Linked DNA regions of Homo sapiens: region 1 is linked to region 2. The links are chromatin loops, found by intact Hi-C in ENCODE. Cell type or tissue: heart right ventricle. All regions are shown on one strand. Links, peaks and the distances in the headings refer to the core of each region. The heading gives the core; the rest is flanking DNA. Region 1 overlaps SUCLG2-DT (SUCLG2 divergent transcript). Region 2 overlaps TAFA4 (TAFA chemokine like family member 4).

Region 1 (16,659 bases), core at 4,301-12,300, 1.1 Mb before region 2:
TTAAAGGGATTCCATTTCTTTTAGGAAGAATTTTTTCAGATTTAGGAAATATTATTAATACTTCCAGGAGGTTTTTTTTTTTTTTTTTTTTTTTTTTAGATAGAGTCTCACTGTGTTGCCCAGCTCACTGCAACCTCTGCCTCCCAGGTTCAAGTGAGTCTCCTGCCTCAACCTCCTGAGTAGCTGGGATTATGGGATTACAGGAGGAGCCTGTCACCACAGCCAGCAAATAGTTGTATTTTTAGTAGAGATGGGGTTTCACAATGTTGGCCAGGTTGGTCTCAAACTCCTGACCTCAAGTGATCCCCCTACCTCAACCTCCCAAAGTGCTGGGGTTACAAGTGTGAAACACTATGCCTGGCCTTTCTTTCAGGAGGTAAGTTCTCTCTTTGTTCAGCTGAAGAGAGTTTAAGCAATCACTATGTAATAACTCAATAATTTTCTGGAGGTTTGAACTTCATAATTTTTTTCAATGATAACATAGAAAATATTTTTTCCTTTTGCTTCTTCCAGTGGCTTTATTTAGTTTATTTTTTAATTGAAAATAAAACTTTGTGTGATACTGTAGATAAGATACAGCTGTAAAAAATAATACAGAAAGCTCCTAGGTACCTTTTGCCCAGTTTCTCCCAATGGTTACGCTTGTCAAAATTATAAGAACTAGGATATTGACCATGATAAAATTCAGCAATCTTATTCAGATTTTCCAAGTTTTATTTATACTTATGTGTGTGTGTGTATTTGTGTGTATTAAATTTTATACCGTTTTATTACGTGCAGGTTCTTGTATCCACTGCCACAGTAATGATACTAACAGTTCCAACACCACAAGGATCCTCTTGTTGCCTTTTTATATCCACACTCACCTCCTGCTTGCCACCCTCCTTCTCCAACCCCCACTCCCCATCCCCTAACTCCTGCCAACTACTCATCTACCTCCATCTAAATTATTTTTCATATTTCAAAATGTTACATAAATGAAATTAACAGTGCTATGTAGCCTTTTGGGATTAGCTTTTTTCACTCAACATAATTTTCTGAAATTCATCTAAGTTCTTGCTTGTATCAATAGTTTGTTTCTTTTATTGCTGAGTAGTATTCCATGGAATGTACTTGTCACAGTTTGTTTAATCATTCATGTGTTGAACATCTGGGCTGATTCCAGTTTTTAGCTATTGTAAATAAAACTGCTATGAATATTTGTGTATGGGTTTTTGTTTTGGTAAACATAAATTTTAATTTCTCTAGGAAGTGTCTCCAGGAGTGCAACTGCTGGGTGTTATTGTGGTTGCATGTTTAGTTTTAGTTTTGTTTTGTTTTTGTTTAAGAAATTGCCAAGCTGTTTTCCAAAATGGCCAGACCAGTTTACATTCCCTGTCTGTCTTTTTAAACATTGTAGTTTATCTTCTGTTTGTGGAATCTTAGCTGGGCTAAATGAATCCCAGTGTGGGAAGGATTTTAGAAACCTTGCCAAGACACAAAAAATAAAGTATGTTCTGAACTAATCTGAAGAAGAGAAAATCTTGTTTAACTAAACCTGTCTATGTAACAAGGTCATAAAAAAGGCTACACAATAAGAGAGAGGATCGTTCTTTTGGATTTTCAGAGAAGCCTTTGTTAAAATTCCACATGACCCAATGCTACTTAAAACCAAAGTCATGGGGATTAAAGGGGAAATATAAAGAATCAAAAATCTAATTCACAGTGAGTTACGCAGGCTGCTTTGTGCCTGGATTCTTGTGTACTTACAGCTGTCTACAGCACATTCCATCTAGAGTTGCTAGATGCTCTCCTTTAAGGTGTTAGCTTTCCCAGACATGCTTTGATGTCCTAGCAGTACCAACGTGGGCAGAGTGTCATGGGCTGCAAGGAAATGGGAGAATGCTGACACTTTCTTTACATCCTATCAGGACTCTTTGGAATGAAAGATACATTTTAGTTATTGTTTTCATTTTGAGAACAATAAGCACATATAATTAATTATGATATTTACAGTTATAGCCACCATTTTGAGTTTCTACCATGTGCCAGGATCTGTGCTAAATTACATACATTATATACAGTTCTCAAAATCAGCCTTCAAAGAAGGTATTTTTTTAGATCTCCAATTTATAAATGAGGGAGGTTAGGTCATCAAGTTTAACCACATATATTCATTAGACTACTATGAAACAAATTCAAAATTTTTATTAATTTCCATGCTAAGGAATTCTAAATGCCCAGTTTCACCTATGACTTCTCTATCTACCGTGATTCATTACTGACTGCTGGGGGCAGGGGAAGAATTAGGAGGATGGGTAGTAGAGGTAGAGTGGCTTAAGGTACACAAATATAATAATCATAATTATAATCATATTTTAATTATGCCATCATTTATTGAGTTTCTGCTATGTGCTGGGATTTCTGCTAATTTTGATATATAAGGTCTTGACTTCAAACAAAAATAATCTTGTGTAAAACAGTCACGTAAATACATGAGGAAACAGGCTTAGAAAGGTGAAGTGATTTTTCATAAAGTCACACACCTGGAGAAAATTCTAAGATTCAATCAGTGATCTACCTGACTCTAAAATTATTGCTCTGTTTGTTTGCATATCTCTATGTATGTATATCAATGGAAAACACACACCCACACCCACACTCACTCATACACACACAAATTCGTTATTAGAGAAATTAAGATTCTTGGTGATATGGTTTGGCTCTTTGTCCCCACCCGAATCTCATCTTGCAGCTCCCGTAATTCCCACATGTTGTCAGAGGGACGTGGTGGGAGATGACTGAATCATGGAGGTGGGTCTTTCCCATGTTGTTCTCATGATAGTGAATAAGTCTCACGAGATCTGATGGTTTAAAAATGGTAGTTTCCCTGCACAAGCTCTCTCTTTGCCTGCTGCCATCCATATAAGATGTGACTTGCTTCTCCTTGCCTTCCGCCATCATTGTGAGGCCTCCCCAGCCATGTGGAACTGTAAGTCCATTAAATTGCTTTTTCTCCCCAGCTTTGGGTATGTCTTTATCAGCAGCATGAAAACAAGCTAATATGGTAAATTGGTACCAGTAGAGTGGGGTGCTGCTGAAAAGATACCTGAAAATGTGGAAGACATTTTCCCCATTGTCTTGAGGATTAACATTCGGCTCCTTATAAATTATGCAAATTTCAGCAGTCAGCTTGAATTTCTCCTTAGAAAATAGGATTTTCTTTTCCATCGTGTTGTCAGGCTGCAAATTTTCCAAACTCTTATGCTCTGCTTCCCTTACAAAACTGAATGCCTTTAACAGCACCCAAGTCACCTCTTGAATGCTTTGCTGCTTAGAAATTTCTTCTGCCAGGTACCCTAAATCATCTCTCTCAAGTTCAGTGTTCTACAAATCTCTAGGGCAAGGGCAAAATGCCACCAGTCTGTTTGCTAAAACATAACAAGAGTCACCTTTCTCCAGTTCCTGAAAACTTCCTCATTTCCATCTGAGACCACCTCAGCATGGATTTCATTGTCGATATCATTATCAACATTTTAGTCAAAATCATTCAACAAGTTTCTAGGGAGTTCAAAACTTTCTCACATTTTTCTGTCTTCTTTTGAGCCCTCCAAACTGTTCTAACCTCTGCCTGTTACCCAGTTTTTGTGGCTGGTAAGTCTGATGGAAAACTTTGGGTAGTTGTCTTCAACAGTTAACAGAATATAGAAGAATAGGACTAGTGCAGTATCATGCTCATTGACCTGGTTTTTTCATGTTCATCAATCTCTCCTCAGTCTCAACCATTCCCCTTTCTACTTATTTACTACAAAATTTCTTTGTCACTGATGGATCAACACTCCTTTACTTGTAGCTGGTGGTACATAATTCCCACTATCTATTATATAGGAGCTCCATACTGTCTCTCACTTTATATTTTCTTCATAATAGACACTTATTAAATATTTGAATGATGAATGAATGAAATATTAGAATTTTCCCTTCCACACTATTTACCTTCTTGGTATCAATTGCTCTTTAATGTTTTCACCATCTCCGATAGCTCCTTTCAAGAATATCTGATTTAAAAGGTAATTCCCTGTGTTTAAAATTGAGCATTCTGTTTAGTTCAGTTTAATAGCATGTAGTAATTTAGCCTTTAAGCGGGGAACCCTGTTAGGTGCTCAGGGCAAGGAGATGACTAACACATCACCTGACTTTTAAGGAGTTCCCTATTTTCTAGAGGACACAAATGAGTATGATAAGGGCAGCTAGAGAAACCTGCACAAGAAATGAAGGAAATTCATCGTATCGGATCACCAGAAGAGATGGACAAAGATGGCTTTCCACAGGGGATGATACCTAACCTGGATTTTGAAAGATGAATAAGAGTTTTCCTTTTTAGATAGATGAGCAAGGACTATCTTAAATAGAAAACATTTTTGTTCACTGAGTTAGCTCTGGAAATTGCAGGAAATGTTACGTGGATTTTGGGGATCTAGGCTCAGAATCAAAACCTGGGTTTTGATGTATTAGGATTGGGAGTTTCACCTTTACAGCATGACAGGGAGAGAAGTGGTTGATACAAGTAACAACTTTTATAAACAATGGCTGCTTCACATTTTATTCTAATTCCTGGATGAACCTGGGCAAAAAAATGAACAGAATAGAGATCTTTGTGGAATACATAAATAAAGCTATATTTTAAAATGGTTTGAAATTATGAGTTTAAATCTAAACTTTCTCAACTGAAGGCATTAAGGTGTTTCATCTTCTTCTTGTTGCTTCACTGTGGGTAGGGTGCATATTAAAAGTGCACAACTTTAAGAAGTTGAAGGACTTAGTTTGTCAAAAAGCGTAAAAAGCCCCTCCATCAACTCTAAGGATTATTATATCCTTAGTAGAAATAATTGCACGTGCCCACACTGATAGTGGAATGCATTTCCTGGAGTGCTGCATTGAGATAGATTCTGAGGCAATATCAACATTCATAGGAAAAAGCCCTATGATCAATTGTTCACATGTGTATATACGTGCATGTGTGTGTTGCTGGGGGCAGAGGGGATTGTGAACCATGTGCTGCATTTCTGCCATCTCTCAATCAGAAAAATAATGAATGGGTGGCCACAATAACTTGGGAAGCCTGATCACCTTATTTTTTAATAATTATACCCCATCCATACCCACATTGTATTTTCATCAAATTAATAAAAGATGATTTTGCAGTGTCCTTTTTTGTCATAGTATTAACATTCTCACAAGCACAACCATAAAATCAGTTGACATTTACTCTTAATTTACACAGAATAATGGTGTTGGTTAAAGAGTGATTACATATGAAGTTTAATACACAGTTATTTTTTACCTGGCTCTCTATTATCTATCTTTTATATCAGGAAAGCAATTTAATTTGGTGAGATATCCATGTAGATAACCACCATAGCTTGCACTTACAGCTTGATAATGCCCTATAGGGACTTCTATACAAAGGAGAAGGCACTCAATAAATACACATGAAATGAAAGAATAATTCCGAGTCATATGACAGGGGGAATGTGAAGGAGGCTAAAAATGGGAAAGAATTAAGATAAGATTCTTAAGTTGAATTTATGTGGCATAAATGAAATACAGGATGGCGAAGGGTACTCCACTGTTTTATTGCCACTTCTTGCAGAAGGCCTGTGTAATTCATTTAATGCTTCCCTTTTTGTGACTTATGCTGTCATCCCAGATTCACAATAATGTAAGTTTACAGCACTCCATATCGACATATATTCTCTCTCCACTGTGTTTGCAAACTTCTCTACTCCTGCTGCGTTCCTAGGGGAGAGGGTTAATTCCCAAAAGGCACCACATCAGGAGATGTTATAAGTGGAATTGTTCCAGATAAGCAATGTCAGTCATGCAGTCATCCTGATGTGCAAGTCGAACCTCTTCATGGACATGATACTGGTGGTGTCCAGGAAACTAGGGTGTGGCTAAGACTGGAACAGCATAGGTCAAACTTTGCAAAATTAACTGTGTTCATTTTCATTAAAGTGTCTTCCTTATATCCTATTCTAATCAGAAAAATAAACATTTTATTGATTATGGATAAAATTTAGTGAGTGCTGTAACTTGATCCTATTTAATCCTTCCTAAACCCTATCAGTTAGTGATATGGTTTGGCTTTTTGTTCCTGTCCAAATCTTATCTAAAATTGTAATCCCCAAGTGTTGAGGGAGGTGCTGGGTGGGAGGTGATTGGATTATAGGGGCGGTTTCCCCCATGCTGTTCTCATGATAGTGTGTGAGTTCTCTTGAGATCTGATGCTTTAGAAGTGTTTGGCAGTTACCCCTTTTTCTCGCTCGCTCTCTCTCTCCTGCCGCATTGTGAAGAAGGTACTTGCTCCTCCTTCACCTATCTGCCGTGATTGTAAGTTTCCTGAGGCCTCCCCAGCCATGCGGAACCATGAGTCAATTAAACCTCTTTTGTTTATATATTACCCAGTCTCAGGTACTATCTTTGTAGCAATGTGAAAACAGATGAATACAGTTGACTACCATTATTTTCTCCAGTTTGCATTTTGGAAAATTGAAACTTAAGGAGCATAAGTAGTTAGTCTAAGATTGCATAGCTGAGTGTCATGGTCTAGTTTAAATCAAAGGTTGCCTAATACCGATGTTTTTATCATGCTAATCACCATACAGCATAGCCTTCTGTACAGAAACTGTGGTTGACATCTTCCCATTTACCTGGCTGATTTAACAGTCCCTCCTAACAGCTGTCTGCCTGGGGAGCTGTGTCAACCCTATAGAGCAAACATTGGGAATTTAGTTTATAACTTGAACAAAATATCTACATGTCAGGGAGAGTCCCAGAGAAATAAGACACTGGTTTATTCCCCTTACCCTCCTTTTTCCAGTCTTTTATTCTGGTCTTAAAACTGCTTAGTTGTAACTAATAAATGTTACTGGGTGAATAAATGTTCACCCAAAATACTGTTTTTGACATAAATAATGTAATGTCCAAACAATGCAGAAGCTGCCTTAAATAAAACATGTGAATGCTGGGTCTTTCTTGTAATAATTTGAAAAATATCAATAATGTTGTCAGTTTAACAACAAAACATGCTATCTGCCCTTTTCGTCTTCCTGGCTATATTAGAAAAAGAAAAATGTGCCCCTTCATCACATAAAAAGTATACTTCTCATCACAATTGTCTTAAGAGTTGTTCTAGAAACCTACATTTAATTTTAAAATGAGCAAATGCAAATGAATGGATTAGTAAACAAGAATGTTTGCTGGCTTTAGAATTAAATAACATGAACTTGAATCTCAGCTGGGAGGCTTTGGGCAACACCCTTACCTTCTTTGAACCTCTGTTTTTTCATGTAAAGTGGAGATAATTATACCTACTACAGAATGTTGCTGTGAGGATTAAATGAGATAATGAATGGGTATCAATTTGTTAACCAATGTAAATTTCATAGTGGTGCAAGCAGGAAAGAGCTTTATTTTGTTTTTCCCCCCAACACGATCTTTAATTTCTTGCTCCTTAAAGCTATCTAATTGGAGCCCATGGCTGTTGGGAACCTTCAGTGATAACAATCATTTCATTTGGATAGTTGTCTTAATTTGGATTTCCCCTGAAATGATCTTGAGAGAAGAATATGGGTGCAGTTAGTCTATCTGGAAAGTGGGTGCAGGTAGTACAAGTGAAGAAAAGAGGAAAAGAGGAAAAAATAAAAACCAACAAAAGCTTTAGAGCAGGTCATTACTATGGGTAACTGGGGCTCCATCTCTCTGAAATACCACGTGGAAGATACCTTGGAACATTCTCTTTGGAAGAAGGGGATGTAGGAGTGCTGTTGGTTCCCCAAGTGGATCCTCTTGTCTGCTCTATTGCACACATCCCCCATTACCCTGAGCATTGAATGGCTCACTGCTGCCCCCTGCTCCTTCTCCTGAGAATTGTTTTTAGTTTAGCCCACTCTCACTCCAGTTGCCAAGAGCGGATGAATGACAGAGACACATAAGGCCAGCCCTTTGCCTCAATAGGAGATGATTCTGATGGGTAATTTAAGCTACAGAGCCCTTTTCTACCCATGAATCTGGCTAGATGGACCTGTGATCTCACACTAGCTTGGCTCTTTTTTCTTCCCTCTTCTGTTTTATTCCCTCCTTTTACTGGTTTCTCCTGAGGCATCTCTATCACTAAAACTCATGCATGTGAATTTCTGTCTCAATCTGTGCTTCTAGGGAACTTGACATAAGTCAGGGCAATTATTTAATTATGCTCATCTCCCACTGCTTGAGGATTTGGAGGCACTGACTAGCTGCTGCCTTTGTGGTTCACACCACAGCTTATTTCTGTTGCGGGCTCATTGCTCCCTTCATGGAGTGATATTGGGTGTGGCCCCATCAGGTTGGTCTGAGACAGGTGAAGATTCTTGGTATACAGGAGACTTGTCATGCTTGCTGTGTAGACAGTCTCCACTGTTGCCCTCTCCTCTCCCTGTTATTGGTGTTGTCTGCAGCCAGTTTACCATCTTCAGATGGTAAACTCAGAAAACCTCAGAAAGGAAGTAAATAGCAGCTTCTTGTTTTGCTTATGCTCCCATAGTTAAGGAATACATGTAAACCTCCTTCAAGAATTCTGCCACCGAGTTCTGTCTTGGGGAATGGGGATAGGTTGGGGAACACTAACATGTTTTTCTGTCCACCCGCAAGCAGGCTGCCAGGGAATGAAACCTTAATCTACCCATCTGATAATCAGCCTTCGTTCACTTCATGGAAATGCCCTAACTTGGTTTGTGCAATAGCCACTCAGCCAACAATTTCCTGATTCAACAATCTCTCTTAACTCTAGTCTTCTGCCTATATGAGCTGGATGAGATGATGGGGGTGTGGGTAAAATGACCAATTTGGCCACCTTCTTTTTTAAATATGAGGTTTTCTATAGTCTCTTGGGACTTTGGGACTTTAGTTGGTTTCCAGAAGGAACAGAAAGCATTTTAATATTATTTTATAGATGTAAATTAAAACTTAGATGCTCACCAAGTGGTAGCTCTTAGTTTAATTACAAAATTAGTCTCTGGAATGTTTGAAAAGTCATTGTTTCTTAGTGTTTTCTTTAATAAGGTGACTTAGCATATTTAATAAAAAAGACCACAGGCCTGAGAAGTAGGAGACCTGGGTCATCATGCTTTTAGCTCTGTGACATTTTTAAATAATTTCACCTTCCAACAGCCAATACGTAGGATAATAAAAGTTGTTTAACATATCCCACAGGTTGTTGTAAGTCTGAAATGAAGGAAAACACCCAAAACATATTTGAAAGCAAAAGATAATGAAATGTCAGTTAATAATTAATAAAGTAACTCAATGTTAAGGGAGCCTATCAAAAGGCAATTTCTCCTTTCCTTCAGAGACGCTCACACCGATCCAACAAGCCGCCGTGACTGAGACCTGACTCGTTTTTGGCAAACAGATGCCACTCTAAATGATGACAAAGTGATAAACCTATGTAAATATTTCATATGGAAGCAAAGTCAATATGGACAAATGTGAAAGACATGATTCCAAGACTGGAATGCCAGGCTATGCATAGACACAGCAAAAAACAATGTGGATATTGGAGTAGATCATAAGCTGAAAACAAACCCCATGCTGTTATTTAAAAGCTTACCAGAAACCCCTAAAAGGCATGGGCCAGGCATAATTTTGTCATTCTTCCCTAACCTCATCATGTCATATGCTGTCAATTGGGTGAGGCACAGTGTAGAAAAAAGTGTCCTGTGTTCTAATTCCTGCTCCTCCTGACCTTGGATTTGATGCTTCCTTCTCCTTGTTCTTTGATGGTCAAGGTGTCATGGTAATGTGTATCTCTGTTCAAAGAATAGTTATAGATGATATGAGATAGTGTATGTGAAAGTGTTTTGGAAAAGATAGTTATTCTGTAGAGGTATAAGGTAATATTAAACAAGTGATAAAAAAGATAGAATGTTCTAGAACAGAGTGAGAAAATAGCCTGGAGGAAAGGAAGCCAGAAGTTGTCCTATTTTATCACACTATCATAGACTGCCCAAAAGGAGCAAATGTCTCTGTCAGAGAGAGAGAGAGAGAGAGAGAGAGAGAGAGAGAGAGAGAGAGAGAGGAGAGACTGCTGTGCAAGCTAAAGCTTCGAAGATTTTTTTTTTTTTTTAAAGACAGGGTCCCACCCTGTTACCCAGTCTGGAGTGCAGTGGAGCAATCATAGCTCACTACAGCCTTGACCTCCTGGGCTCAGGTGATCCTTCCATCGCAGCCTCCCAAGTAGCTGAGACTACAGGCACCCACCACCATGCCTGGCTAATTTTTATATATTTTCTCTAAAAATAGGGTCTCACCATGTTGCCCAGGCTGGTCTCAAATTCCTGGGCTTAAGTGATCCACCTGCCTCAGCCTCCAAAAGTGCTGGGATTACAGGTATGAGCCACTGCACCCAGGCCCTGAGGACAAATTTTGTATGGAGTGGGCATTCATCTGCCCAGTGCCACCAAGATTGATAACATCTCACATGTGGAGGAGCCCTTCCAAATAGCCCATGGTCAACACATGAAATCAGCCGTTTAAATGTAAACCAATGACAAGTCAAACCATTTCTGAAAAACAAGAATTTCTTTATTATGGAAAATTCCAAATGTATACCAAAGAGACAGAATAGAATAGTGAATTCTATACACCCATCACTCTGCTTCAATATTGTTACCATTCTAGGAAGACTATTCCTTTAGAAATATATTTTTTGATTTAAAAATTTTATTTGGAAACAATGTCAAATAAGAGTAGTAAAGACCATTCCTTTAAAAATGTTTTTGATTTTAAAACTTTTATTTGGAAATAATGTCAAATAAGAGTAGCTTAGATAGAATAATATAGAAAATTGTAACATAAGTAGAATAATTTCAAGTAAGAACAAGAATAGTGTAAAGAAAACCCATAAACCCTTTATTCAGTCACCTATTGTTAATATTTTATTACTTTTCCTTTATCATTGTCACATAGCTCCCCCCAATTCCGCCCCACCTCATTCTCTGTACATTTCTTTTTCTGAATTGAGGATGATTCATACCCCTCATAGACATTTTCTTTTTTTTGTTCTTCAGGTTACATATCTATTCCTTTTTTTCAGGTTACAGATTTATTCTTTTTTTTTTTTTTTTTTTTTTGAGATGGAGTTTCGCTCTTGTTGCCCAGGCTGGAGTGCAATGGCGTGATCTGCAACCTCCACCTCCTGGGTTCAAGCTATTCTTCTGCCTCAGCCTCTTGAGTAGCTGAGATTACAGGCGCCTGCCACTATGCTAGGCTAATTTTTGTATTTTTAGTAGAGACAGGGTTTCACTATGTTGGTCAGGCTGGTCTCGAACTCCTGACCTCAGGTGATCTGCCTGCCTCGGCCTCCCAAAGTGCTGGGATTACAGGCCTGAGCCACCAAGCCCATCCTCTTTTTAAAAATTTTATTATATTTTAAGTACTGTGATATATGTGCAGTAAGTGCAGGTTTGTTGATATATAGGTAAACATGTGCCATGGTGGTTTGCTGCACCTATTAACCTATCACCTAGGTATTAAGCCCCGAGTGTTTCAGCTAGTTGTCTTGATTAAAATAATTTACATTCCCACTAACAGTGTAAAAGCATTCCTACTTCTCCACAGCCTTGTTGTTTCTTGAATTTTTTATAATTGCCATTCTGACTGGTGTGAGATGATATCCCATTGTGGTTTTGATTTGCATTTCTCTAATGAAAAGTGATGTTGGGCTTTTTTTCATATATTTGTTGGCCACATAAATGTCTTCTTTTGGGAAGTGTCTATTCATATCCTTTACCTAGTTTTTAATGGGGTTGTTTTTTTCTTGTAAATTTGTTTAAGTGTCTTGCAGATTCTGGATATTAGACCTTTGTCAGGTGGATAGATCGCAAAATTTTTCTCCCATTCTGTAGGTTGTCTGTTCACTTTGATTGTAGTTTCTTTTGCTATGCAGAAGCTCTTTAGTTTAATTAGATCCCATTTGTCAATTTTTGCTTTTCTTCCAATTACTTTTGATGTTTTTGTCATGAAATCTTTTCCTATGCCTATGTCCTGAATGGTATTACCTAGATTTTCTTCTGGGGTTTTTATAGTTTTGGGTTTTACATTTAAGTTTTAAATCCATCTTGAGTTAATTTTTGTACAAGGTGTAAGGAAGGGGTCCAGTTTCAATTTTCTGCATATGACTAGCCAGTTTTTCCAGCACTATTTATTAAGTAAGGAATCCTTTCCCCATTGCTTGTTCTTGTCAGATTTGTCGAAGATCAGATGGTTGTAGATGTGCGGTCTTTTTTCTGAGTTTCTGTTCCATTGGTCTATGTGTCTGTTTTCGTACCAGTACCATGCTGATTTGGTTACTGTAGCCTTGTAGTATAGTTTGAAGTCAGGTAGTGAGATGCATCCAGCTTTGTCCTTTTTGCTTAGGATTGTCTTGGCTATACGGGGTCTTCTTTGTATGGTGTGGGCATTTATCTGCCCAGTGCCCTACAAAGAAATTCCATATGAAATTTATAATAGTTTTTTCCAATTCTGTGAAGAATGTCAATGGTAGTTTGATGGGAATAGCATTGAATCTATAAATTACTTCTGGCAGTATGGCCATTTTCATGATATTGATTTTTCCTATTAGGATGGAATGTTTTTCCATTTGTATGTGCCCTGTCTTATTTCCTTGAGCAGTGGTTTGTAGTTCTCCTTGAAAAGGTCCTTCACATCCCTTGCTAACTGTATTCCTATGTATTTTACTCTCTCAGTGATTGTGAATGGGAGTTCATTTATGATTTGGCTCTCTTGTCTATTGTTGGTGGAAAGGAATGCTTGTGGTTTTCACACATTGATTTTGTATCCTGAGACTTTGCTGAGGTTGCTTATCAGTTTAAGGAGTTTCTGGGCTGAGATGATGGGGTTTTCTAAATATAAAATTGTGTCATCTGCAAACAGAGACAATTTGACTTCCTCTCTTCCTATTTGAATACCCTTTATTTCTTTCTCTTTTCATGGCCATTTTTAATTTTTCACTGTGTATTTCCTAAGTATAGGGATATGCTCTTATATGACTACAGTACAGTTATCAACATCATAACTTTATATTGGTACAATTTTATTATGTTCTAGTTTTATCAGTTGACCCAAAGATTTTTTAAATAGTACTTTTCCTTCTCTATTACAGGATCCAGTCTAGAGTCAGGTATTGCATTTGGCTGTCATGTCTCTTTACCTCCTTTAACGTAGAATACCCTTTGTTTCTGTACAACATTGACATTAAAAAATACACTCCTCAATACCCATATGTGTTAACGGAATGATCTTCATTTGGGCTTCATCTAATGTTTCTTCCTGATTAGATTTAGGTTATGCATGCTTGGCCAGAATATTGCATAGGTGATGGCGTGTCCCTCTCGGGGTGCCACATCTGGTGGCAGGACTCCCATCTACTTCTAATCGGTGGTGTTAATTTTGACCATTTGGTTAAGGTGTTGTCTGATTTCTCTACTGTATAATTAATATTTTTTCCCTTGCACTCTTTAATCTGTGGAGAGACACATTAAGACCATGCACATATTCTTCTCCACATCAATTTTTCTCCCTAATTTTTTGCATTCATTCATAATCCTTGGCTCATCTAATCTTTATAAACAATGGCTGCAAGTTGCTGATTTTCTATCCCAGTACTCTTTCCACATTTATTAGCCAGCACATGGTATTCTGCCATAAACAAGAGCCCTCTCATCTCCCCTTTTTATTTATTTTTTCTATATATTTATTATCAATATGGAAACATAATTTTCTTTATTCCCCAAATGGTTTTTAATAGATTAGTTAATTATTGCCGTTTTGAAATTGCCCCGTATTTGGCTGGTGGGAGCACCGTTAAGCTGGCTTCTGTATCTTTGGGCGTTCTCCCATCAATTATTTGAGCACTTACTTGATAGCATACCAAGATGTTCCAGGCTCATCTTACACCTATTTACCCAAGCCCTGGAATCAGCCACTTCTCTAAGGAGTCCTGGTTTCTTTCAGTGGGGAATTATATTAGATAGCAAGCTCTAGGTACTAGGTGTGCTCATTGTTACTAGGTGTGGCATTTTGACCCTTTCAATGTACAGAACTAGGAAATACATGCTATATACAGAGACATATATATACACACTTGCATATGCATACATATGTGCTTAAACATGTACACATATACATGCGCCTGTACATATATCTACGTATCTTTGAAATTTTGAATTCGCACCAATACTCACAATTTTCAAGTCATCCCTGCATGGCTATTTCTTGTCTTTCCCCGTTTCATATTCGTATGTACCTTCTTTCTCATTGACAACCCTGGCTCCTAAATTAATTCATTTGCTCAACCCTCTAATACATCTAAAATAATTTCACAACTTTTCCCACACCATTACAAAAAAGATTATCAAAAATAGTTCAGGGTTTGTTTACAATTCTTGTTACCACCCTACCCTACTCCGCTGCAAACTGAGGGTGGATGGCCAATTACTTGGATTTTTTTCTTCCTTTCTTCCTTTATTTCTTTTTCTTTTTTCTCTCCCTCCATTATTTCCTCCCTCCTTTCCTTCATCTCTTCCTTTCTCTCTTTTTATTTTTTTATTCTCTTGTTCTTTCTCTCTCTCCTTTCCTCCCTCCGTCTCTTCCTCACTCCTTTCTTTCTGTTCCTCTTAAGAGCAATTGTAGCATTCCTTTGAAATACAATTGAATTCATGTGGTTCACTTTGCTTTCAGTTTTAGTCCCCTCCTCCTTCCACCCTTATTGATTTAGCTATTTTTATTATGTAGAGGATTAAAGTCTTGAGAAAGTCAAAACTATATACAAAAAGGAATATTCTAGGGTGTCAGTTCCTTCCTCACCCCCTCCACTCCTTTGCCGTCCCAACATAAGAATATATATGAATGAAAACATTCACATTAAACAAAGTGATATGGTTGCCTATAGGGGAAGCATGAGAGAATGAAGTTAAAGGGGAACTTGTTGATCAATCAATTGATCAAAATAGGGTTTTGCCCCAGGGATCACTGATGATTGTATACAATGAACCAGGGGACATGACTAACTGCACTCTCAAGTACTTAAGTATAATTTCCCCTCACCCCACTCAAAGCCATTGAGACAGATGGCAGAAATTCACAGTGTATGTTCTGCTAAACACTGGTCTCATGAGCTGAGTGCAGGGAAGAAGTTGTTTCTGGTCAAATAAGTATAGGTAACATTATATATGTGATCCTCTTCTTGGAAGTCTTTCTGTCAAGAAACTATGTTTTCCTGACATGGAATTCTTTTTTATTTGTATAAATTTCAAGGGTAACAGTGTAGTTTTGTCGCATTTACATGAATATTTTGTGTAGTGGTGAAATTTGAGATTTTAGTGTAACTATCACCCCAATAACACACATTGTACCCATTAAGTAATTTCTGATGCCTCACTCCCTTCCCACCCTCCCACCCTTGCAAGTCTCCAATGTGTGTGTGGTGTGTGTGTGTGTGTGTATATATATATATATATATATATATATATATTGTTTTTTGAGATGGAGTCTCACTCTGTTGCCCAGGTTACAGTGCAGTGGCACAGTCTGGACTCACTGCAACCTCTGCCTCCCAGGTACAAGTGCTTCTCTTACCTCAGCCTCCCCAGTAGCTAGAATTACAGGCACCTACCACCATGCCTGGCTGATTTTTTATTTTTAGTAGAGATGCGCTTTTGCCATGTTGGCCAGGCTGGTATTGAACTGCTGACCTCAGGTGATCCGCCTGCCTCAGCCTCCCAAAGTGGTGGGATTACAGGCATGTGCCTCTGTGCCTGGCCACCAATGTATATTATTCCATTCAACGTCCAAGTGTAGAAATTATTTAGCTCCCCCTTAGAAGTGAGAACATGCAGTATTTTACTGTTTCTGAGTTGTTTCACTTAAGCCTCCAGTTCCATCCATGTTGCTGAAAAAGACATAATTTCATTCTTATTGTGAGTGAATAGTATTTCATTGTGCCTGTATATATATATACCATATTTTCTTTATCTAATCATCCATTGATGGAACTTAGGTTGATTTCATATCTTTGCTATTATAAATAGTACTGTGATAAACATTTGAGTTCAGATATCTTTTTGATGTAATGATTTCTTTTCCTTTGGGCAGAAATCCAGTGGCAGGATTGCTGGACCAAATGGTTGTTCTATTTTTAGTTATTTGAGGAATCTCCATGCTGTTTTTCATGGAGATTATACTAATTTACATTCCCACTAATGCATAAGCATTCTCCTTTCTCCACATCCTTGCCAACATGTATCATTTTTGAATTTTTAAATAATAGTTATTCTGACTGGTGTAAGATGATATCTCATCGTGGTTTTAATTAGCATTTTCCTGATGATTAGTCATATTAAGCATTTTTTTTCATATGCTTGTTGGCCATTTGTATATCTTCTTTTGGAAAATGTCTGTTCATGTTCTTTGCCTACTTTTTAATGGGGTTATTTGGGGATTTTTTTTTAAGTTGTTTGACTTCCTTGTACATTCTGGATATTAGTCCCCTGTCAGATGCATTGTTTGCAAACATTTTCTCCCATTCTACAAGTTGTCTTTCACTCTGTCGATCATTTATTTTGCTGTGCAGAAGATTTTTAG
Region 2 (16,659 bases), core at 7,727-15,726:
TAACAAGAGAACAATGTATAATGAGCACTTTTTTACCTACTAAAAATGCATTACATGTTTTATATACAAAAATTAACTCAAAATGGATCACAGTCCTAAATATAAAGCCAAAAACTAAAAACTGTCTCAAAGAAAACAGAAAACAACCTGTGTGATCTCGGATTGGGACAAATATTTCTAAGACACCGAAAGTAAAATACATAAAAGAACAAACTAGTATATTGGACTTTATCAAAATAAAAACTTCTGCTCCTCAAAAAACATTGTTAAGAGAGTGAAAAGATAAGCCACATACTGGGAGAAAATATTTGCAGTTTGGTTATTTGATAAAGGAATTATATCAAGAATATAAAAAGATCTCTCAAAACTCAATACTGAGAAAACAAACAATGTGACTTTAAAAAGTGGCCAAATAATTTGAACACACTTCACCAAAGAAGATAGACAGGTGACAAGCAAATGAAAGATGTGCAACATTATTAGCCATTAGGTTCATGCAAATTAAATCTGCAATATGATATCACCACACACCTATTAAAAATGGCTAAAATTAAAGATACAGACAATACTTAGTGCTGGCAAGAATATGAAGGGACTGAAACTCTCATTCACTGCTGGTGAGCACGCATCGGTACATCACTTTAAAAATGTTTAACAGTTTCTTAAAAGTCAAACATACACCTACCATATGAACCAGCCATTCTTCTCCCAAGGTAGTTACCAAAGAAAAATGAAACCATATGTCTGTGTAACACTTGTACAAAATGTTCACAGCAGCTGTATTTATGATAGCCAAAGTTAGAAAAACTCCAAGTGTTTATCAACAAGTGAATGGATAAACAACGTGTGGCACATAATGGAATACTACTCAGCAATAAAAAGAAATGAGGTTGTGTGTCAACTTAAAATGTTTTAGTTAAAAAAAGAACCCATATATATGCAGCAACATGGAAGAATCATAGAACAATTATGCAGAAAGAAACCAGATGAAAAAGAAGATGATTCCACAAACAAAATTCTAGAAAATGCAAACTCATCTACAGTGACCAAAAAAAAATCTGTGGTTGCCTAGGGATGGTGGGAAGGAAAGAGGAGCTGATTACAAAAGAGTATAAGGAAACTTTTGGGGTGAAGGGTTTATTCATTACTTTTATTATTAAGATGGTTTCATGGGTGTAAATAGGTTAAAATTTAACAAAGTGTACACTTTCAAATTTGTGCAGTTTATTTTATGTCAGTTATACCTTAATAGAGCTGTTAAAAAACAAAAATAAAATATGTGCATTGACAATGGCAGAAGCAATCTGGCTTCATTCTACTCCACAAGAAACCAAAAACAAATATTCAGCACTCAGATTATCACCAGTAATATCCCACAATTTATTTTTTTTTTAATTTTTCTTTAAACACTGGCTTTCTCTATGTTGCCCAGTGATATGGTTTGGCTTTGACCCCACCCAAATCTCATCCTGAATTGTAGTTCCCATAATCCCCATGTGTCATGGGGAGGACCTGATGGAAGGCAATTGAATCATGGGGCCAGGTTTTTCCCTGTACTGTTTTCACAATAGTGAGTAAGTCTCACGAGATCTGATGGTTTTATAAAGGGCAGTTTCCTGGCACATCTCTTTTGCCTGCCACCATGTAAAACATGCCTTTTCTCCTCCTTTGCCTTCTGCCATGATTGTGAGGCCTCCCCAGTCATGTGGAACTGTGAGTCGATTAAACCTCTTTTTCTTTATAAATTACCCTGTCTTGGGTATTGCTTCATAGCAGTATGAAAATGGATGAATACACTCAGTCTGGAATGCAGTGGCTATACATAGACATAATCATAGTGTGCTGCTGCTTCAAACTCCAGTCCTCAAGTGATCCTCCTGCCTCAGCTTCCAAAGTAGCTAGAACTATAGGCACTTACCACACCAGCTAGAGCTCAAATTTGAGGCTGAGATGTTCCCTGAAACCACAGACAGGTGAAAAACTCCAGACAGATGGTAAGAGAAATGGACTTTTCTATCTGCAATGCACCTCCCTCAAATCTGCCAAGCACCATGTGCAAAAAAATTCACCCAGATTTATGATTTCTACACTGGAAAAAAGTGAGACTGAGGTGGACAGCCAGCTTCCAAACCATCTTGGGTTCTTGTTCAGGGAAACTATTCCTGCTTCAACCCACAGGAAACACAGCAAGTGCCGGTAGGGAGAAAATCCCCTGAGGGTGCTAGAAACAAATAGAGGATGTAAGACTAGTGACCTCAGCTCACAAAACTCAGCCCTTTATCTTAGCCAAAAAAGATGCCAAACTAGAGTGGTTGTTCAGCAGCACCACACTGTAGAAGGCACATTCCACAGTTCTTCTGGGCATGAACCCCTAGCTATACTTCTCACATGGCAGGATATTCCCATTGGGACCCACACTCCCATTTCAAGACTGGCAGAGCTCTGAACCTTAGTGAGATTAGAGGCAAATCTGGGCTTCAGGCACCATCTAGTGCCAAAAAGGAAGCAGCAATCTAGGATTAAGGGAACTCAACAGGCAACTGCAAAGAACCTCTAAGCAAACATACCCCAGAAAGACCAAAACAAGCCAGGGAGCAAAGACAGAAATAAATAATTAACTCTTCCATACAAAGCAATAGACATATATTCACGAGAAATAACAGCAAACAAGGAATCATGAACTCCCTAAGCAGACAAAACAAGCAGCCAGGGATGAACCCTAATGAGATGGTGATGTGTGAGCTCTCAGATCAAGGATTCAAAATAGCAGTTCTAAAAAAAAAAAAAAAAAAAAAAAAAAACTCTGCAAACTCACAAAAAAAAAAACTCAGAAATGTATCAGATGAACAACAACAACAACAAAAAACAAATCCTGGAACTGAGAAATTCATGTGTTGGACCACAAAATGCATTAGAAGTTCTCAATAGCAGAATGAATAAAACCAGAAAAAAGTCTGTGAGCTCAAAAGCAGGCTGTTTGAAAATATACAGTCAGAATAGAAAAAATAAAAAAAGAATGAAAAGGAACAAAGGACACCTACAGAATATGAGGAATTACCTCGAAAGAACAAATCTAAGAATCACTGGTGTCTAAGACGGAATTGAGAAAGAGCAAGGGGTAGCAGCAACCTTATTCTGAAAGATAATAACAGAAAAATTTCCAAACCTAGAGCAAGATATAAATATCCAGGTACAAGGATGTCAGAGATCACCAAATATAACCAACCCGAATAAGACTACCAAAAAAGCAGATAATAATCAAACTCTCAAAGGTCAAGGAAAAAGAGAGGATGCTAAAAGCAACATGAGGAAAGCAGCTAATAACATGTTGAGGAGCTCTGAATCGTCTGGCAACAGACTTCTCAATGGAAACCACAGAGGCCAGGAAAGATGGGACAACATATTCAAACTGCTAAAGAAAAAAACCATAAGCCAAGAATACTGCACCCAGAAAAGCTTTCTTTCAAACATGAAGGACAGATGAAGTCTTTCCCAGACAACAAGAGCTGGGGGAATTCAGCACTACTAGACTTGTCTTACAAGAAATGCTAAATGGAGTTCTTCAATCTGAAAGAAAAAAACAGTAATGTGCAAAAAGAAAACATTTGAAGGTAACAAACTAACTGCTAAAGTAAGTACACAGATAAATTCAAAATATCCTAATACTGTAATTACAGTGTGTAACCCACTCATGTCACTAATATGAAAACTAAAAGACAAATCTATCAAAAGTAACAATGACAACAGCAACTTATTAGGGATAGGCAATATTAAAAGATGAAAATTGAGACAACGAAAAGTCAAAATGTGGAAGGGATGAAGTTAAAGTGCAGGGTTTTTGTTTTTCATTTGTTTGTTTCTTTTCTTTGTAATCACTTATCGTTTATTTAAAATAACTTGTTATATCTATAAGAAGTTTTCTGTAAGCCTCATGGTAAACCCTGCGAGGCAAAAACCTATAATAGATACAATAACAATGAAAAGCAACAAATTAAAACATATTACCAGAGAAAAAAATCACATAGCCACAGAGGAAGAAGACAGTAACAAAGGAAGAAAGAGAGGAGTCACAAAACAACCAGAAAATAACAATATGACAGTGGTAAGTACTTCCATATCCAATAACAACCTTGAATGTAAATTGACTAAATTCTCCAACTAAAAGACATAGAGTGGCTGAGTAGATTTTTGAAAAACACAACCCAACTATAAGCTGCCTACAAGAAATTCACTTCACCTATAAAGACACACATAGACTGAAAGTGAAAGGAAGGAAAGCTATTCCATGCAAATGGAAATGAGAAAAGAGCAGGAGTAGCTAACCTTATACCAGTTATAGGCTTCAAGTCAAAGGTTGTAAAAGAGACAAAGAGGTTCACTATATAACGATAAAGGGGTGAATTCAGCAAGAGGATATAACAACTGTAAATATATATGCACCCAAATATATATATAATGTACAGATCATCCAGACAGAAAAATCAACAAAGAAACATCAGAGTTAAACTACACTCTAGACAAAATGGACCTGACATTTACAGAACATTTCATCCAGCTGCTGCAAAATACACCTTCTTCTCATCAGCATATGGAACATTCTCCAGGACAGGTCACATGTTGAGTGACAAAACAAGTCTCAACAAATTCAAAAAACTAAAAATGATATCAAGTATTTTTTTCTGACCACATTGGAATAAACGTAGAAATCAGTAATAAGAACTTTGGAAACTATACAAGCACATGGAAATTAAACAACATGTTCTTAAATGATCAATGGGAAAATGAAGCAAGAAGGAAATTTAAAAATTCATGAAAGGAATGAAAATGTAAACAAACATCCCAAAATCTATGGGATACAGAAAAAGCAGCATTAAAAGTGAAGATTATAGCAATAAATGCCTACTTCAAAAGAGTAGAACAAGTTCAAATAAACAATGATACATCTCAGTAAACTAGAAGACAACCAACCAAATCCAAAATTAGTAGAAGGAATGAAATAATACCAGAGCAGAAATAATGAAATTGAAACTTTAAAAAATACAAAAGATTAACAAAAAGTTGTTTTTTTGCAGAGATAAAAAAATTGAAAAACGTTTAGCTAGACTAAGAATAAAAAGAGGGAAGACCCAAATAAATATAATCAGAAAGAAAAAAAAGAACACATAACAACTGATACCACAGAAATTCAATGGATCATCAACAGCTATATGCCAACAAATTCGAAAAGCTAAAAGAAATGAATAAATTCCTGGACACATACAACCTGCCAAGATTAAACCAGGAAGAAATAGAAAACTCAAACAGATCAATAACAAATAATGAGATTAAGGCAGTCATAAAGCATCTCCCATCAAAGAAAAGCCCAGGACATGATGGCTTCACTGCTGAATTCCACCAAATATTTAAAGAACTACTTATAACACCAATTATACTCAAACTATTCAAAAAAATGAAGAAGAGGTAATATGTGCAAATTCACTCTACAAGGCCAGCATTGCCCTTACACCAAAACCAGATAAGGACACAATGAAAAGAAAACTACAAGCCAATATCCCTGATGAACACAGATGTAAACGTCCTCAACAAAACACTGGAAAACAAATTCAATGACACAATAAAAAGATCATTCACCATGATCAAATAATCAATGTCATCCCAGGGATGCAAAGATGGTTCAACATATGCAAATCAATAAACATGATACATCAGATTAACAGAATCAAGGACAAAAACCATACGATCATTTCCACAGATGTTTTAAAAGGATTCAACACAATTCAACATTCTTTTATGATAAAAACTCTCAACAAATTGGGTACAGAAGGAACACACCTCAAAACAAAAATGGCCATACGTAACAAACCCACAGCTAACATACTGCTTGGGGGGAAATTGAAAGACATTTCTCTAAGATCTGGAATAAGACAAGGATGCACAAATTTACCACTTTTTTTCAACATAACATTTGAAGTTCTAGCCACAGCAATTAGACAAGAGAAAGAAATAAAGGGCATCCAAATTGGAAAGGAAGAAGACAAATCATTCTTGTTCATAGATGACATGACATTACATTTAGAAAAGCCTAAAGATTCCAACAAAAAACACTGAGAACTGATAAGTGAATTCAGTAAAGTTGCAGGATACAAAATTAACATATAAAAATCCATAGCATTTATATGCAAAGAATCTGAAAAAGTAATCAAGGCACCAACATCATTTACAATAGACACAAGGAATATAAAATACCTAGAAATAAATTAAACCAGAGATGCAAAAAATCTCTACAAAGAAAACTATTAAACATTGATGAAAGTCAATGAAGAAGACACACAAAAAAAGAAACACGCCTATACTCATGGGTTAGAAGAATTAATATTGTTAAAATGTCAATACTACCCAAAGTGGTCTATAGATTCAATGCAATCTCTATCAAAAACCAGTAACATTCTTCACAAAACTTGAAAAAACAATGCAAAAATTCATGTGGAGCCATAAAAGACCCAAAATAACCAAAACAATCCGAACTGGACAAAAAGAACAAAGCTGGAGGCATCACACTACTTGACTTCAAAATATACTACAAAGCCATAGTAATTAAAACAGCATGGTACTAGCATAAAAACAGACACATAGAGCAGTGGAACAGAATACAGAACCCAGAAATAAATCCACACATTTACAGCCAACTCATTTTTTTAATTTTTATTTTACTTTAAAGTTCTGGGATACATGTGCAGAATGTGCAGGTTTGTTACATAGGTATACATGTGCCATGGTGGTTTGCTGCATCTATCAGCCAACCGTCTAGGTTTTAAGCCCGGCATGCATTGGGTATTTGTCCTAATACTCTCCCTCCCCTTGCTCCCCACCCGACAGGCCCTGATGTGTGATGTTTCCCTTCCTGTATCAATGTGTTCTCATTGTTCAACTCCCACTTATGAGTGAGAACATGCAGTGTTTGGTTTTCTGTTCCTGTGTTAGTTTGCTGAGAATGATGGTTTCCAGCTTCATCCATGTCCCTGCAAAGGACATGAACTCATTCTTTTTTATGGCTGCATAGTATTCCATGGTGTATACATGCCACATTTTCTTTATCCAGTCTATCACTGATGGGTATTTGGGTTGGTTCCAAAATCTCATGCCAGTTAGAATGGCGATCATTAAAAAGTCAGGAAACAACAGATGCGGTAGAGGATGTGGAGAAATGGGAATGCTTTTACACTGTTGGTGGGAGTGTAAATTAGTTCAACTATTGTGGAAGACAGTGTGGCAATTCCTCAAGGATCTAGAACCAGAAATACCATTTGACCCAGCAATCCCATTACTGAGTATATACCCAAATGATTATAAATCATTCTACTGTAAAGACACATGCACACGAATGTTTATTGCAGCACTATTTACAATACCAACTCATTTTTGACAAAGACACCAAGAACCTATATTGGGGAAAGGACAGTCTCTTCAAAAAATGGTGCTGGGAAAACTGAAAAACCATATGCAGAAGAACAAAGCTAGACCCCTATCGCTCACTATATACAAAAATCAAATCAAAATGGAGTAAAGACTTAAGTCTAACACCTGAAACTATGAAACTATTAGAAGCAAAAACTGGGGAAATGCTTCAAGACATTGGTCCGGGCAAAAATTTTTTTAGTAAGACTTTGAAAGCACAGGTCACAAAAGCAAAAATTTTCTGCATTGCAAAGGAAGCAATCGGCAAAGTGAAAAGATAACCTATGAAAAGGCCAAAAATATTTGCAAACTATCCATCCAACAATCAATTAATAAGCAGCATATATAAGGAACTCAAACAACTTAACAGCAAAAAATAAAAACCATCCAGTTTTAAAATGGGCAAAAGAGTTGAATAAACATTTCTCAAAAGAAGACATACAAATGACCAACAGGTATATGAAAAAATGCTCAGCATCACTAATCAACAGGGAAATGCAAGTCAAAACCACACTGAGATATCATCTCACCCCAGTCAAAATGGTTTTTATCAAAAAGACAAAAAATAACAGATGCTGGCAAGAATGTGGAGAAAGGAGAACACTCATACATCATTGGGGGAATGTAGATTAGTACAGCCACTGTGGAAAACAATACAGTGGTCCTTCAAAAACTAAAACTAAAAGGACCAAATGATCCAGCAATCCCATTGCTGGATATCTATCCAGAAGAAAGGAAACCAGAATATCAAGGAGATAACTATACTCCCATGTTTATTGCAGCCATATTTACAGCAGCCAAGATATGGGAACAACGTAAGTGTCCATCACTGGATGAATGGATAAAGCAAATGTGGTACATATATATATATAATGGAATATTATTCAGTCATAAAAAAGAATAAAATCCTGTCATTTGCAGCAATACGGATGTAACTGAAGGTCATTATGTTAACTGAAATAAGCCAGGCACAGAATAAATACTGCATGCTCTCATTCATATGTGAGAGCTTAGAAAAGTAGATTTCATACTGGTAGAAAGTTGATTGGTGGTTACCAGGGGCTAGGAAGGGTTGGGAGGAGGGAGAGATGAACAGAGGTTAATAGTTTAAAAAAATGCAGTTAGAGAGAAGAAATATGAGGTAGTGTTCAATAGTATGGTACGGTAACTATAGTTAACAATAATTTAGTTTTAGTTCAAAATAGCTAGAGAAGAGGAATCACAATATTCCCAACATAAAGAAAGGGTGAATGTTTGGGGTGATCGATGTTGCAACTGTCCTGGTTTGATCATTACACATTGTATATATGTATCAAAATATCACATGTACCCCAAAGATATGCACAACTATTATGTAGCAATAATAAATAAGAAAATGCATTAAATTCCAGACATAATACCAAGCTCTTTAGATAAATTGTCTCATTTCATGTCACAAAAATACTTTTAGGTAGGGGATGTTGTAATACTCACTTCCAGGAAGAAGAAACTGAGGCTCAGAGAGATTAAATAACTTTGCCCAGGGTCACATAGGTAGGACTTTGCAGAGAGAAGGCACAAGCATTTTGACTTCATGTTAAATAAATGCTTCCAAAGCACTTGACGATTTTTTAAGATAACGTGAACAGCTCCTTGGTAAATATATTTACACCATTTATTTGCTTAGCAAATCCCTTTTCATAGACAGCATGGGTAAATATCAGCCGTATCATCTCAAGGCTGATCTTTCATCACACATTCCATTACAAATTCTAAAATTAGTAGGGTTCAAACTTAGGTCTCAGTGACTTATAGAAACAATCCAGGTTCTGATGTGTCACACACCTATGAGGCATGCATCAGGCTCATTAGAAAACAAATTCCAGATCAGTACAACATAAGGTAGGAGAGGCTAACAACCTTGCTCTCACCTGGAGAGATCAAACAACGTCATACTTGTTTTCCAGGAGAAGACAAATAGAAACAGACACAGACACACACACAACAGACAGACACACGCAGACATACACACACACACACACACACACACACACACACACACACACCCTGGGCCAGAAAAATGCTGACCTAGCCATTCTGTGAATGTTTCCAATTTCTAGATGGTATCCTGAAAGCAACTAACTAGACAAGTAATTCATATTAATAGCTGCTCTCTCCCTTTCAATTTGGGTATTATTTCCTATTGGATATGTTTAGCCGGCAACAGCTCAAACATATAGACTATGCATAGTTAGAAATCACTGTCCTCCACGGGGCAACACTTACTTGAAAAGCCTGTAAAATGACCACAGGACACTTGCAGGGAGGGCAGAAAACAGCAACATGTTCACATGTTCATTTCTCTAGCTCAAATCCAACCAGCCTTTGAAAGTGCCACTTGAAAGACAAGCCTCCCACTATTTCTTGCAAATGCTTTCTAAACAACAAATAAGACTTTCCAGAGCAAAGGAGACTTTTCCAAAATCTGTAACTGTTTGACTTTGGGGAAGAAGACACACCTCTTGACTCCTTTATGCACAACCAAGTTCGGATTGCTGAAATCTCCCACACCCTTGGATGGCTGGTATTTATTCCCAGCCCTTTCCCAGGTAGCTGTGCAATGTCAGTGATGAGCTACTGAAAAATTGCCTGCTGCTAACAACACTGTTGCTATTCACTTCTTTCATTTCATGCCTATATTATATTTTTCCTGAAACAAATTTCTCTATTGTTCCCTCTCTGCTTCTAGGATCCCATTACCCAATCCCCAACAGCTAAGAAAAAAACAGAGCCCAGTTGGAGACACCCAACAATCTCAGGCCCTTCTAACCCTGTCGGACTTAGTTATAGTTCTTATCTGATTTCAGACATACCCTAAAATATAAGCATTGATGGTACTTGGCCTTAGTAGTCAAATTGTTTTTAACTCTTGCAAACACAGTCTTCTCACAATCAATCCTTTGTAATGGGTTTTTAAATGTCCCTTCAAAAATATTATTTCCAGTGTTCTATTCTGAGACTACCATATGGACCAAAATATTTAAAGCATCCAAGCAACACCTAGGAAAATACAAAACGTCATTTTTCTTCCTGCCCCGTCTCTACCCCTGCTGTTTCTTTTTACCAATGATTTTATTTTCCTTATAGGGAACAAATGATTCCAATTTCCTCGTATAGCACTGGCATACAGATGAGGTATTGACCTGTAGCTTTTTAAACCCCAAATTGTAGGCTTTGTTTAGATGAGTCTAAGGCCGTGGCTTGAAAGAAGAAAAAGGGAAATTTCTTCTCAAGGGTAAGGAGAATCTTTTCCCAAACTACCCGAGGAACTCTTCAAAGACAGTTGCCTGTTCTGCCCTAAAGACTCAAAGAGGGAAGGGTGAAAAAGCCTACTCTGCCAAGTAGGATGGCTCACAAGCTCATTTGAGGAACTGAAATTCTTTACTCCCGTCAGTAATACAACCCTTTCTTTACACACACACACACACACACACACAAAGGATGTAAAGCATGCTCATTTGTCAGACATTTCACAAAGCTGAACTTGCCAGTGGCACTGGGACTTGAACTTGCAGCTGAGGAGGTGAGAAGAAGCCAAATATGAACACTGCATATAATGTGTTCCTTTCCCTTCTTATTAAAAGCTGAGCCCATCAAGATGGCACTGAAGAAATATAATATGGGGTACAACGGAGGCTAGTGGAATCCCTCACCATGGAAGCTTTTAGCATTCAAAAAGCTGAGCTGGTACAAAATGAGTAAGTATTTTCACAGTCCTTCCCAAGAGGTGGAAATGGAGGTCACCTTGACAGGGTGACAACTCTCCTCAGCCTAACTATGTCATAGCAAGACTGAAATGGAGACATCACCACCCACATCAAACTGTACCTTGATAGGAGCTAGAGTCAAACTTCCAGTTTTTTTTTTTTTTTAACTTCTGAATCATTTGTTCTCATCTTTGGCTGCAGGTCTGAGTAATCAATAGTACGGTTGTTAAATAATACAGGTGCCTGCACTCTACTTTGTAAGGTTCAGATGGAATCTCGCTGCAGTGGGCCCTCTGTGTTTTTCGTGCAAAAGCTCCCCAGGGAGAGAATAAAGTAACCACTATCTTATGGATGCCTTTTTCCATTGCTACCAAAACATAGGACCTTTAAACCATTCCACAGTCTTTTCTTTTTCTTGCTCATAAAATAGTGTATGCTATTGTGGAGTTGCCTGCATAGCAATACATCCATAGATTTACTGAAATAACCATTCACTGGAAGTGGGACAGGAAGAAGGAAGATAGAGAAAAGTACAGGAGAAACCATATTAAAATGGTATCATCAGGTTTCACTTACCCCAGTGGGTAAGTGCTCATTATTGATCAAAATAAGTTTGCTAGTGGGTAACTTTAAGACTTAATGGTTGATATCACATGCATAAACACACACACACTGTCAAATTACTTTTGCCACTTCCCTCTCCCTAAAAATATGCTCTTGCAGAGAATAACAGCATAAGCTATTCATCAGGAAACAGAACTCTTCCCCATTCTTTATTACTTGAGGTTACGAATCCCACTTACCTGGTACTTTTTCTAAATTTAGTAGTCATTTGTTTTAAAAAAAAAAAAGAGAGAGAGAACTAAATAACTAAATAAAACATAAAAGAAATTAAGTGAAATAAAGAGAGATAAAACAATGTGCTCTATGACTGACCCATGAAAATTAAAATAACCCATAATTCCAATCTTTAAAAAAGCAACATTAAGACCTAACTCATTATTAGTTCATGGGACTTATCATAGTAGGCTCTAACCACATGTGACTATTGAGCACTTGAAACGTGGCTAGGGTCACATGTTAAAATGATAATATTTTGAATATATTGGGTTAAATAAAATGTGTTAGTGAAATTAATTTCCTCTGTTGCCTTTTACTTTTTTCAGCGCAGCTTTATAACATGCAAAATTACATGTGGCTCTATTTAGCTATGATAAGCCTTGCCTACCCCCTAGTGTCAGAACTTAGGCAATGCAGGCAAATCATTTTTCAAACGCATCTGTGTTAAGTACAATTCATTTCTGCCGGCAAAGTACAAGTATAGCCGCCTGTACATACAATTTTATCATTTTCACAAATGTTATCTCAAATTTAAGCCTCAGAGAGACTCCTGTAGTAGATGTTATATTCCCCACTCAGTTAGTATTTTTGAAATTACCAGGTTTATTGTAGAAAATTAGAACTAAAACAGCGTATGCTATTTAGTCAAGAGTATTTGCAGGGTTCCTATAAATTTCAGCCATCATAGGGGACAGAAAACATGGGATCAAACTTGGATGCAACAACTGCTCTTCAAAAAATTTACCCTAAGTTAAAAATAACATAAACCACCAAAACACACAATCACAACATGCATATTTTGCATAATCATTTATAACAGAAAAAAAAACAGAAAACCTAAATTTCCATAAATTTGAACAGTACAGAACCTCTACAAAACAGATAACATTCAAAAGAAGAAGACAGCTCTAAATAAGGATAACTAGCATTTGAGCACTCACTAAGCAAACACAGTTCTCAGCATTTCCCAGGTATTAATTGATTCCTTATTATAACCGTGAGACTTATTTTTTATTATTTTTATTATTCTCATTTTACATAGAAAGAGGCTGAGTCCCGAAGAGGTTTCATAACTTGCCCAAGAATGAAAGAAGAACTGAAGCAAAACTGAAGCTCATGCTGCTTCCTCTGCCATGAGTAATAAAATCTTTTGTCTCGGGCCGGGCGCAGTGTCTCAGGCCTGTAATCCCAGCACTTTGGGAGGCCGAGGTGGGTGGATCACTTGAGGTCAGGAGTTCGAGACCAGCCTGGATAACATGGGGAAAGCCCACCTCTACTAAAAATACAAAAATTAGCTGGGCGCTGTGGTAGGCGCCTATAACCCCAGCTACTCAGGAGGCTGAGGCAGGAGAATCACTTGAACCTGGGAGGCAGAGGTTGCAGTGAGCCGAGACTGCGCCACTGCACTCCAGCATAAGTGACAGAGGGAGACTCCATCTCAAAAAATTAATTGATTAATTAAAATAAAGTAAAATCTTTTGTCTCTGACCCAAGCATCTCATGCCTTCTGCCCAGCATCCACGAAACTATGACCAGCTAACCTGTTAGCTTGCAAGGAGGGTAAAAGCTCAGACCCTTCACAATTCTTGACATCTAACTACTTCCCAATCAGTGATACATCCTCTCTACAGCAGATTTAGGTCAAGGCCAGCAAATAAAAGGGCTCTCAACACCCTTCTGGGTCACTCTGTTCCCCAGCTTGTTGAAGCCTTTCTCTCCTTAAGGTTGAGCTGAAACCTCAGTCTTCATAGAGCAACTTTCTTCGCCACAGTCAGCTTACTAGAACAATGAAAAAACAAGCCTTTTTCTCTTATGCATGAGAAATCTTCAAACCCTGAAGGCTCTGACCACATCTACCTACCCATGCTCACAGTCTTCAGCTGTTCCTGGAATGCGAACCTTTCCACACTCATTCTCGATGCCTCCAAATGTGAAAACAGCTGCCATTTATGGAATGTTTACTATGTGCTAATCCCTTCACCTATTTTTCCTTATTAGTTATCCCAATAACTCCAAATAAAATAGGCATGGATATCATTCCATTTTTACAGATGATAAAACAGGTTCAGAGAGGTTAAGTGGCCTGGATAAGGCCACACAGCCAGGATGTACCAGAACCAGAATTAGGTTTGACTTTAGACCCCCCAACATTTGATTTCCTTTCCTGCCTCATTTCCAGGTGTGCCCCAGTTTTTCCAGGGACTTTATGCCAACAGATTTTATTAAATAGTCACCAAGCACCACAGCATTTTGTGGAATTGAAATAGTGCAGTCCAGGTTATATTCAAAGTTCTCTAGGGAAATGGAACTATTAAAGTGAACGTATAAATCAATAGCACCCAAGTTCTCAACTTTCTCAGCTCCATCAGAAAACTAGCTATGACTCCATCTTTAAAGGATAAAAATCTGAATTTTTGAAGTCTCCTAGTATTCACAGGAATAAATCTTAAAGTTGTAAGATGCTTTGTGTCCCAACTACTCGTGTCTATACCAGATGAAATTTCTAGGAAGATCCCTAAATCTTTAATTCCACAGGAGTTGAGTTTCTGAAACTTCCTTCCAGAAGGCATCTTTCCACTGCACAAAACATATTTGCTACCCTCTTGTGGGGAAATAAGGCACTGCTTACAGCCAAAAAAAAAGGAACAAAAGGACAAATTGCTAGTTGAAGAAATAACAAGAGTTAGCCCTGGCCTCCTTTTAAAAGAAACGAACCTGCCAATTGGCCCCTTCACCTTTTCTACAGCTTGAAGCTACACAGTCCCATATGTGTATGTGATCTCCTGCCTGCTCAATTATGATGGAAAATAGACTTTAAAAACAACAAAACCTGTCTTTTGCGTTTTTTAGTTGCTTAAAAATACTACTGGATTCTGTGGAAATGTATTAATGCCATTTGTCTTCAAGAAAGAGTCTCACCACCCAACCTGTGAAAATTAGGTGGGTTTTCATTTTGGTTTTTTTAATGCTTAAACTAAAATTACATCTCTGATACACACCTACCGTAACACCCATCTGCCAAAACTGGGGGGGAGATTCCCACCTTTCTTCTGTGTCTCTTAGCCAGGTAGGTGGAGATAGGGTTGTAAAATACCTCCTTGTTTACACACAGCAATCAACATCCACTCTTCTAATCCAAGCCATAAAAAGCATCCAACTTCTAACTAGGGTTTCCTAGTGCCATCATTTCTTTAATTGGCCAGCACTAACCATGAAGCCCATGGGACAGTGCCAGGAGCCTCTCTGGACACTCAGACACAGCCGTTTGCAGATAACACTCTGCAACTTGCTCCCGCTGTCAGACTTCCTATAATATACCCACAGTAGAGTGAAAATCTGACCAGAGTTTCTCAGGATCTCGGTGCACTGCCCCAATTAATTCTGGTGATCCTGAGTTCTCCATCAGCTGAGCACTAAACTGGGACAAAAATGCCACATGGACATTGCAAGGATCATGGACTTTCATTCCCTGAAGATCATTAGATAAAATTTATAGCATGAATGGGAGTGGGTGGTAATCCTACTGAAATGCTTCACTTGTCAACTAATCTGACTCTTAAACTCCACTCAAGAAAAGAGATAAGATTGAGGACCTCAAACACTATCCTCGTGAACAAACTCATAAAAATAGGCACAGCACAATAACCAACTAGCTGTGGGCACTTCACAGCAGCCAAATGGTATTGATTTTATGCTGATTTGCTGAAACTTCAATCATTATTTTTCTCATCTTCTTGGAACTGTCACTTGAGGAGGGAAAATTGAGTTGTGTGAGATTTTAAAAATTATCTTGAGCCTTAAATTATGACTAACCTTAAAATATCAGAATAACGAAGTGGAAAGTATGACATGTTATATATTTGGTGGTAAGAATATCTCATGAACTTTCCAAACACAAGACCTTTGGAGACAGAATTTATAATTCTGACCCATACGTGATTTAGGGTTCAGGCATCACTCTTTCCCAAAGAAGTCAAAACATTTCTGGCACTGCCACGCCTCAGATTACCAAAGCTGAGAGAGTAAATTAATTGACAACAAGTCCATTGACACATATGAATTATTCAGGAAAACACAATTTGCTGGGGAGTTTCCACTGTGTCACTTTAAATGTTGATGTAAGAAAGAAAGGACAGAAACACACACACACACACACACACAAACACACAAACTGATCGGTAGCTGATGGTTTTGATCTCGCCTTTAAAAATCAGCAATGCAGAGATATGAGTCTCACTAGAAGTTATCAGAATGACTGCCTCTAAATCTTTAGACAACACCCATTTTAAGTCCCTTACAAAAGTTACCACAGCTTTTTCTCTTTTCTTTTTTTAAAAAATCATGTAGCATATTTTCTCCACATCTCTCAAAAAGATCTTAAATTATCTGACTATTCCCTTCACTAAAGCCCTGTAAGTGTTAGTTTAAGTTTATCATAAAGATGTTCTACTTCTAAGGAAGCTGCAGGAGTGGATGGATGGATGGGCAGATGGACTGACATGTATGCACACACACACACACGCCAACCACACAAATTGCTGATGGTTTTCTGGGATTCCTTGAGAAAAACTGCTATAAAAATAAAAGTGTGCCCAAGAAAACAAAAGTTTTTAAAAGC

The links. A loop is a pair of places that touch in the nucleus more often than their neighbours do. Peaks named below come from ENCODE experiments on the same cell type or tissue, not always from the same donor. Only the 100,000 strongest peaks of a DNase experiment are listed, where the experiment ranks them.
Region 1: it touches region 2 in a loop (4-fold over the local background); 4 of 110 quality-filtered maps call a loop at or near these places.

The regions. Positions count from the first base shown.
Region 1 is chr3:67,782,357-67,799,015 of GRCh38, forward strand. The region is part of intron 3 of SUCLG2-DT (SUCLG2 divergent transcript); the gene reads left to right. Among named protein-coding and RNA genes, the nearest start is that of SUCLG2-DT, 140 kb to the left of the region's middle. In heart right ventricle, for the core only: a CTCF peak has its summit at 7,876; a DNase peak (open chromatin) is centred at 7,894.
Region 2 is chr3:68,863,878-68,880,536 of GRCh38, forward strand. All of the region lies in intron 3 of TAFA4 (TAFA chemokine like family member 4), which reads right to left. Among named protein-coding and RNA genes, the nearest start is that of TAFA4, 60 kb to the right of the region's middle. In heart right ventricle, for the core only: CTCF peaks have their summits at 12,433 (motif pointing left) and 14,651 (motif pointing left); no DNase peak of the experiment used is centred there; H3K27me3 peaks cover 2,727 bases.